Regions from separate parts of the Homo sapiens genome. Here region 2 is linked to region 1. Evidence: chromatin loops called from intact Hi-C (ENCODE). Cell type or tissue: ascending aorta. All regions are shown on one strand. Links, peaks and the distances in the headings refer to the core of each region. The heading gives the core; the rest is flanking DNA.

The links. Peaks named below come from ENCODE experiments on the same cell type or tissue, not always from the same donor. Only the 100,000 strongest peaks of a DNase experiment are listed, where the experiment ranks them.
Region 2: a loop joins it to region 1, with 2.7 times the contacts of the local background. A loop is called at or near these places in 7 of 110 quality-filtered maps.

The regions. Positions count from the first base shown.
Region 1 is chr3:112,332,181-112,334,680 of GRCh38, reverse strand. CD200 (CD200 molecule) reads right to left here and starts at 1,525. Exons shown (of 6, transcript NM_005944.7): 1 at 1,457-1,525. The coding sequence starts at 1,468. LOC105374042 (a long non-coding RNA gene) reads right to left here. Exons shown (of 5, transcript NR_147411.1): 5 at 1,927-2,495. RefSeq lists enhancers at 1-900, 901-1,858. In ascending aorta, for the core only: CTCF peaks have their summits at 1,315 and 1,519; a DNase peak (open chromatin) is centred at 1,490; H3K4me3 peaks cover 2,500 bases; H3K27ac peaks cover 2,500 bases.
Region 2 is chr3:112,408,364-112,415,211 of GRCh38, reverse strand. It overlaps LOC124909408 (a long non-coding RNA gene), which reads right to left. Exons shown (of 2, transcript XR_007096004.1): 2 at 1-14. Among named protein-coding and RNA genes, the nearest start is that of CD200, 79 kb to the right of the region's middle. RefSeq lists an enhancer at 1,086-1,586. In ascending aorta, for the core only: no CTCF peak of the experiment used is centred there; DNase peaks (open chromatin) are centred at 3,571 and 4,197; H3K27ac peaks cover 2,167 bases.

The DNA of each region.
Region 1 (2,500 bases), core at 1-2,500:
GGAGGTGACCGGGGCTAAAACAAATACTAGATTTGTGAGCAAAAGAAATCATTTTACCTCTCTGAGACTCCGGAAAAGTAATAGTACCAATCTAATGGTTAAAAAGACTAAATGAAGTAGTATATAAAGCTCCTAGAATACTGCCAGTAGAAATAAGCACTAAATAAATGTTGCTCTTATCTCACATAGTTATTATGAGAATTAGGCAATTAAAGCACTTAGTATAGAGCCTAGGTTATAGTAAATGCCAATACGTGTTAGGTAGCTAAAAAAATTAATCGATCAAATCATATAGGGGGAACTACAGTCCTGAAAACAAAGAAGCCCACTTATAACCCTTGCCATGCAGTCCAGGGTTCACAAAAACCTGGGTCTTACCAGACAGCTGCCCACCTGGTAGCTATATTGCCCCTATTCATGCCTCTTCCTCAGCAAGTTTCTATGTCCAAATCCACATTACCCCACATGTAGTCACAAGGACTTGGAAATATCAGCCTTTCCGCCTGTTTATGTGTAAAACGAGGTAATAATTCATTTTTAGAAGGATAGTTACAAAGAAGATTAACAGCATCTAGCTTGCAGTAGACCGTAGCTCACAGACCACCATTCTCCTTTGTTAAGAAAGACAGTGAAATCATTGGCTATGTGGTCTTGCCAACAAACCATACATGAAAAAATTATCTTGAGGCATTCACTGTATTTGGATTCTTATACCAATACCATTGTATTTGGATTTCATATACCAATGGGATATATGAAAACCTTCTCCGTTTTTTGTCTTGTAAGCTGGTTCCGAATAAACAAAATGTCTGTTTCTCTAGATACCCGGGGTTAACCCTTCAAAGCATTATGATCACAGAGCATTTCAGCTCTCTCAAGTGTAGCTTCAGCTTTAACTGATCCTTCATGGCTTCCCCCAGGCAAGGGCTAGGAGGGAGAAAGGGGCTGCATAACAAAGAGGAGACGCAGGAGCTCTCCCGGAGAAAGCGAGCCTGGAAATCTGTATCTCCGCCGCAGCTTTTGGTGCCAATATGGAACCAATACAGCATTTCTCTTTCCCTTTTGGGGGCAGTTTAAAATAGGCTGTGCCTCCCCAGTTTTGGGAGCTGGAGCCAGTGAGCCGAGCCGAGCCTGCCCGGAGGATGCGCCAGCTTCGTCAGCGCGGATCAAGAGCCCCCGGAGCCCCGGCCTGGTGCATCTTTTTTTCAGGCAATTGGAATGGAGAATCTGGACGCCAGCAGCTGCCTGTAAACCACCCTTTGGAAGGCAAAATCCGTTTCTCAGCAAGAGAAAGCGCTTAGAGAAAAGCGCTGCCATCAACACCGCTGATCTAGTCCCCGGACCAGATTGTGGCAAGAGCCGAAGCTCCGCGCCTTCCACTCGCCGCCCGCCCCAGGGCCACCGGCTCAACATCGCCTGCCCTGCGCCCTCCTTCCCAAGCCCCGGCCCCGCTCACCAGCCTCTCCATCCTTGCTCCTGGAGGCGCGCGCGAGGTGGCTGACTGCGGATGTGCGCCTGGAGCTCTGCTAGGCAGGCGGGAGGAGCGTCACCTGTGCCCCTGCCGCACCTCCCGCCTCTTCCTCCTCGCTAGCCCCCTTCTCCCACTCCGTTTTCCCCACGCCCTCACAGGAGCGGAGGCTGTCTGTGTGGGGGGAATTAAATGATGTTTATATTCAGCTTTGTCTATTTTCAGACATTTTTCCCTTTTCAAAGGTGACCGCTGGGGAAACTGACAAAGTGTTTGGAAAAAAAAAATCATTTTTTTTTTTCCATTTTCCTGCTACCTGGACTGAGAAAGGAAATGAGGTGGGAGGTTGTGGAGATCAGTTGTTGACCTGTTAGCTCTTGATGTAGTGGCAAAGGATTCAAGCTGAATTTAACCAATGGACTTTTTTTTTTTTTTAAAGAAAAAACTTACATTTATTATTTTTAAATCCAGATTCAAATTATATATTTAAGCAATTCCGTAATGATTTCACCTTTCATGATGTGATCAATTCTTTGGTGAAGAGTTTCCTTCCACTTGCATTAATGATGAGGATTCTTTTTTCCCTTCTCCTTCTCCTTCTTCTCCTTCTTCTTCTTCTTGAGACGGAGTCTCGCTCTGTGGTCCAGGCTGGAGTGCAGTGGCGCTATCTTGGCTCACTACAAGCTCCGCCTCCCGGGTTCCCGCCATTCTCCTGCCTCAGCCTCCCGAGTAGCTGGGACTACAGACGCCCGCCACCATGCCCGGCTAATTTTTTGTATTTTTAGTAGAGACGGGGTTTCACCATGTTAGCCAGGATGGTCTCGGTCTCTTGACCTCGTGATCCGCCCGCCTCGGCCTCCCAAAATGCTGGGATTACAGGCGTGAGCCACTGCGCCCGGCCCTCCTCCTCCTCTTCCTCCTTCTCCGTCTCCTTCTCCTTCTCCTTCTCCTCCTTCTCCTTCTCCTCCTCCCCCTCCCCCTCCTCCTCCTCCTTCGTCTTCTTCTTCTTGTTCCAGAGTTCTTGGCTCTTAA
Region 2 (6,848 bases), core at 2,333-4,832, 78 kb before region 1:
CCACCACGCCCAGCCTGTGTTTTATTTAAAGAGATGAAAAGGTGTTAGAGAGGAATACTACTTTACCTTCTTCATTTTTCCATAGAAGGAAGAACATTTCTATTTTGTTTTCTCAAAGAGAAGAGAGTTAGAGTAACAATTCCAGATTCTGTATGACTTATCTAATTGAAGAATTCTGGATAAGAAACTGAGATCACAATACTATTTTTCAATATTCTGGTAGACCATGGTGTTTCTAGGTACCAACAAGACATTGATATTCTTTTGATATAATAACATTAAGATTAAAAAAAACCATTAACATCTTTAGATGTCTTAATATACTACACCAAAATGTTTAATAAGACATTTGATTTATTATAAAACATTCTTCTATACTTCCAAAATTCCTCTAAACAAACACAACAAAAGTCAATTGACCATACAAATGGTATCATAAACATAAAAATTCTTACTCTGGTTTAAAAACTTTCTAAACAAGAGAAATATGAACATGACAAAGTTGAAATTAATTCAGATGTTAATCAGTTTCTAGAAAATAAAGGAACTAAAAACATTTTCTTTGAAAAACACACACACACTATGGCTTGCTCTCAATGTAATTACTGAAAAAAATAAAAGCTTTCAAAAAGATCTTCTCAAACTTCTCTAGCAAGAAGGTGAATTAACCAGAGGAAAATATTAAAATAGCTTATAAATGTCTTATTTCCCCAAAAAGAGTTTTTGATAGTTGCTTTTTTTTGACAAAAAATCACTACATACATGGGTTTCAGCAAAATGGCAGAATGAGAGGGCCCCAGTCCAAGACCCTTCACAGAAATTCTCTAGTCTTCTTACAGAGTTAGTAACTATTCATAGACAAGAATGCCTTTGTAAGAAGTCTAGATCACTGGGATAAAATTGCAGCACCCAGTAGAGCATAGAAACAGAAAAGCTATATTAAAAGAGGTAAGAGGAATGATTTCACTTTGGCCCGTGTTGCCCCTCCAGCAAGCCAGCACAGAGCCATGCCAAGAAAGATCCCCTTGGCCTATAACTTCTCCAGTGGGAGAGAAGGAGACTGAGGTGGCTGTTCAATTTCCCCAGCATATCAGAGACATACAGAAGAGCCCCAAATCAGTTTCACTTCACATGGAATACTCGGGGGATTGGCCTGGATAGACTGACAGGAGAGAGTTATGAACAAAGAAAAAGAGTTGTGGGAATTTCAGCAGCAGTATGCAGATCTTTGTGGAGTCTCCATATTTCCACCAGTTGCCTTACCCAAACAGGCAGCCTCGCCCAACCAGAGTCCACTCATCCAGCCCTGCCTAAGTGTGAAGGTCCTCCAACTGGCCCTACCCAATGATGGAGCACACTCAGTGGCTCTACCTGACCAGAGAGTCCAGACAGTAGCCCTCTCATACCAGGGAGCCCAGCCAGCAGCCCTGCCGGATCAGGGGGCACTTCCAGCACCCTGCTCAATCAGGGAGCATGACCAGCAGCCCCAACTGAATGCAGAGCCTAGCTAGAAGCCCTGCTCACCTGAATGCAGAGCCCAGAGAGCAGCCCTGTCAGACCACAGAGCCCAGCCAGATGTCCCTTCTTACTGTAGAGTTCCACCAGTGTCCCTGTCTAACTACAGGGCTCTTCCAACTGGTCCCACCTGACTTTGGAGCCCAGCCACTGACCTTGTCTGACTGTAGAAATCCCCCTAGATAGCCATACTCAACTTCGGACATTCCCCCAACTAGCCCCAACTGACCATGGTGCCCAGCCAGCTGATTCTGCCAGGTAGCAGAGCACAATCAGTGGGCACCACTCAGCCACAGAGCACTGGCAGTGGGTCCTGCTTGACCAGGGACCCTGGTGGCACAGCATGCCTGATCCTATATGCTACCAGCTGGCTTAGCCAAAACTCCACGCTGAACTATGTGGAAAAGGTCTGACCCTGACAAAACCAATCTACAAAGTCTAAAGAAGTAATCACTTCCTCAAGTGTACAGTACAGTTGCAGGATACAAAATCAACATACAAAAATTAGCAGCATTTCTATTTACAAACAACAAACAATGAAAAAAGGAAAGAACACAATCTCATTTACAATTAGCAACAGAAAAAATAAAATACACAGGAATAAACTTAACCAAAATGGTGAAAGACACGTCCACTGAAAATTATAATATGTTGACAAAGGAAATGAAAGAGGAAACACATAAATTGAAAGACATCTATGTTCGTGGTATGGAAGGATTAATATTGTTAAAATGTTTATAACACCCAAAGTTATCTACAGAGTCAATGCCATCTCTATCAAAATTCCAAGGGCATTTTTCGATATGAGTGCCAAGAATACAAAATTGGGAAAGGCTCGTTTCTTTAATAAATGGTGTTGGTAAAACTACATCCACATCTGAAAAAAATGAAGTTGGACCCTTATCTTTCATCATACACAAAAATCAACTCAAAACGAATCAAAGTTCTGACTATGAGATCTGAAACCACAGAACTGCTAGAAGAAAACAGAGAGCAAAAGCTTCTAGATGTTGACCTCGGCAATTGTTTCTTAGATATGACATCAAAAGCACAGGCAACACAGCAGAAATAGACAAACAGAACTACATAAAATGAAAAAGCTGCATGACAAATGAAACAATCAACAGAGTGAAAAGTAACCTATAGAATGAGAGAAAATATTTGCAAGTTATGTATGTGATACGGGGCTACTTTAAAAAAATATATAAGCAGTTTCTAAAACTCAATAGCACAAACCAAATAATCTGTGTAAAAAAATGGGCAAAGGACTTGAATAGAGAAACATTTCTCTAGAAAAGACATACTTCGATGGAGGAATTAATATTGTTAAAATGTTCATAACACCCATATATCATGTACCATAATAATATGTAAATAAAAGGAGAAACTGGATGCAGGATATATAAGAACACTGTACAGTCTTCTCAATTTATCTGTAAATCTAAAACTGTTCTAAAAGATGAAGGCTATTTTAAAAATAATTCTGTAAAATTTTTAAAATTGACCATTTTAAAATTGATCATTGACATGTGATCCATTGACATGTGACCAACCCTTTTTTGATAATCAAATATTTCAATATTATGTTTTTACAATTAAATTTATTTTATGTAGTGTTTAGTTTTTTAAATAATTGCTCTATTAAATTTTATCTGATATTATTTTATATAAAATTAAATATGCTTAACTATAATTGTTAAACAGTAATTGTTTTATAAGGTGACTTAGACATGTCTGGAGCCTGAGGAAAAGAAGCCAGTAGAGAGACTGCTATAAAACCCAGGAAAAGGAATAAGGGGAACAGAGACACATGGGGACTAGGAGTGAGCTGTCGAAAGGAGAAGGGCCATCCTCAGAATCGAGGGAAAGAAGAGAGGATAGGAGAAGAAGAGAAAAATGTGATTGTGCCTATGCTTGAATGTGTCTACCATGGCATGTCCTCCTGCTTTGGGGACATAAACGTCTTGCTCTGCATTCCTTTGTGAGAATGGCAGTAACAGAGGAAATGTCACTGTGCCCCAGGAATAGCTTCAGAAGGCTCTAGAATTAGATCCCGAGGCATGAGGTCATCATATGCTTGGAAGTTCCAGTGAGTTGAAGTATTTGAAATACAGCACTGATTCTGTGGGCACTGCTGCCTGGCTTAGGCATTGCAAAGAGACTGAAGCATGTGGGGATTAGTTTAATACCCCAAAACTTTGCAGCTTTGGGAGCAGCAGGACACAGCAGCACTTTAGATAGGAAGGCGCTCTTCTCATAGTCAGTATTGGCAAACATGGTCATGTGGAGGTATTTATTACAGGTGGATCTCAGGCATGAGATATATCAACCTCAAAGAATACCTGGGAAACCTTCTAGATATGCTTCAAGAAATTAGAAGAAATCTTGACTGGGGGTCAGGGAGGCAGGGTCTGACCAAGTTCCAAGTCAGGCATGGGGAGATGAACAATTGGCAAAATTTAGATTATCAAGGTTAATGTTACCATGTTTTTACCCACAGGTTCATGAGATTAGAGGCCCTTTAGACAACATGAATTTCAGCTAGTTATTTTTAGCTGTTCATTCCTAAAATCAAAATCACCCTTCAGCATTTGTTACAGACACTTAAATCCTAAATTAGAAACAAGAATACAATTGGCCAGGCGCGGTGGCTCACCCCTGTAATCCCAGCACTTTGGGAAGCCGAGGCGGGTGGATCACGAGGTCAGGAGATCGAGACCATCCTGGCTAACATGGTGAAACCCTGTCTCTACTAAAAAATTAGCCGGGCGCGGTGGCGGGCGCCTGTAGTCCCAGCTACTCGGGAGGCTGAGGCAGGAGAATGACGTGAACCCAGGAGGCCAAGCTTGCAGTGAGCTGAGATCACACCACTGCACTCCAGCCTGGGGGACAGAGTGAGAATCCATCAAAAAAAAGAAACAAGAATACAATAGCACAATTCATGTGACAACCACATGTAGGTTTAGTGATGTTTGTTCTCTGTGAAGCTAAGCTATCTCAGCTAGGTGGTTGAGGACATTTGTACTGTCTGGACTAGGCAGAGGTGAATATGATTGAATGTGTAAGACAGTGCCAATTATGTACCATATATAGCTGTGTGTGTTTCCTTCTGTCTAAAATATCAACCTATGCTTGCCTTTAATCTCATCCTCAATTGCAATGCTCAAAACCCCTCCTAGTGTCATTATATTGTCAAAAAATACTCTGAATCACAGGTTTAGAGAGATAAAAATTCTAACTTCTCTTAAAGAAACAACGTCTGAAAATCTTTTCATTTGTGTTGTTCCACATGAAATGACTTTAAGTGTTGAATGTGCACATTATTCCTACATTCTGAGACTTAGATTTATAGCTTATGAGTTGTCCTTCTAAAGGTATACTCTTCATATGCCAGTGACTCCCCAGCTTATACAGCAGTTATGCCTTATTGGTGAGGGATGCGTTCAAAGACTCCTTGTGGATGCCTGAAACCTGTTACCAAACCCCATATATCTCTAGTGCACATCTAAATCTGTGTTTAGACGAACAGAACCAGCTTTGTACCCGATTATCTTCACCAAGATGTCTGACTTACGTAAATCTCAAACTTGTCGTATTTAACACAAAGTTCTTAATTTCCTTCCTTTTTCAAGCCCACTTCTGCTGTGTTTTCTGTTTAAGTAAATAACACTCATCCATTTAGTTATGTCAAAAACCTAGGAATTATCCATGACTTCTCTCTTACTCTTTCTGCACTTTAAATGCATCAGCTAGTACTGTCTTCAAGAATGTATCCTTTTTACCCAGTCCTCGCCATCTCCTTTACTATCCCCCTTGCCCAAGCCACTATACTTTCATCCTGCTGTGGAAGCAGTTTTCCAACCCTCCTTACTCTCCTTTTGACCACTTAATATACATTCTTCACTAGCCAGAACAATCTTTGAAAAATGTAACCTACCATATGTCACTCCCCATTTGAAATGTTCCTATTGGGATTTTAAGATGATATTAAATACTCATTTTCTCAGCTCTCAAGTCTGGATTCAATTGAGAGGCAGACAGATTTGGGCAAATGAGATAAAATATTTGTTTTGTATTGATAAATGGTTGGATTGGCAGATATTGCCTTGTATTGAGTATGGTCGTAAAGACATCACTAATATTTAACTTATCTACCTATTTATTTTCCCTCACTTTGAAGTGTGGTTAGAATTTGGAGGAAGCAATTTCATGAAGGTAGAAATAAGATTGCCCTCATAAAATATGTTATGTCCTCATAAAATAAATATTTATATATTATATATAAAATATATAAATTTATTATCTGATCCTTCCCAAGAGAGATTCCGCACCTCTGGTTGCCCTTAGGCTTAATCATTAAGCCAGAACCATAAAGAGAACAAAAAACATTACCTGTGCCCAACGTTTTATGGCCTTTGTCACTCCTCAAGTAGTCTCTCCAAAGGAGGAATGTCTGACGTGGTAAGTAAGTTTGAGAGGAAACTGGATTTTGTTGGATCCACCCCTTCTGAAGTCTCTTGTTGTCTTCCTCCCTCAAGAGATGTCTGCCCTATTTTCCACTTGTTTGGAAACTATCTCCCCTGTCTGGTGTCCTTGCAGCTGTGCATCTGTCAGTCTGTGCTGGTAAGCTTTCTCCCTCAAAAACCGACTTGATGTGCTTCTCTGTTCTTATAATATCTGGCTCATATACCTGCATTTCACTAACCTAACCTATATATTATATATAATTTTGTTGTTTATATGTTCATCTTTTATACCTCACTGAGTTCCTTGAGGGTAGGAACAGTGAGTTGTATTTTTTTTTGTTTTTTTGTTTTCTTTTTTTTTTTTTGACTCCATGTTCTCAGAACTCTGGCACAGAGTAAATACAAAATATTTCTTCTTCCTTTCTTCCTTCCCTCCTTCTCTCTCTCGTTCTCTCCCTCTCTCTTTCTCTCTTTATTTCCTTTGTCTATCTTTTAAATCACCAAAACAATACTTTGTATGCAGTAGGTATTTTCCTGCCTAGTACATACCCAAGTATTTTTCAATATCGTTGCAAAGTAATTAGTCTTAGAATTCCCACCTAGATTTTTAGAGGGATTTAAGTCTGATAGTGTTGTCTATATAATGTGAAACAATGTTATTTTACTCAACTGTAATGTAATATCAACAGTTTGTTATATGTATCTGTTTGCACACTTTATGGACACCTCATATTTTGAGATATCTGCCATATCTCAAATGTTGTAAAACCTATCTTAAGTACTAAACAAATGACTGATACAAGCATGTTTTATCTCGATATCTGAACACTCCTCATTACTTATAATCTATATCACCAACATTAATTT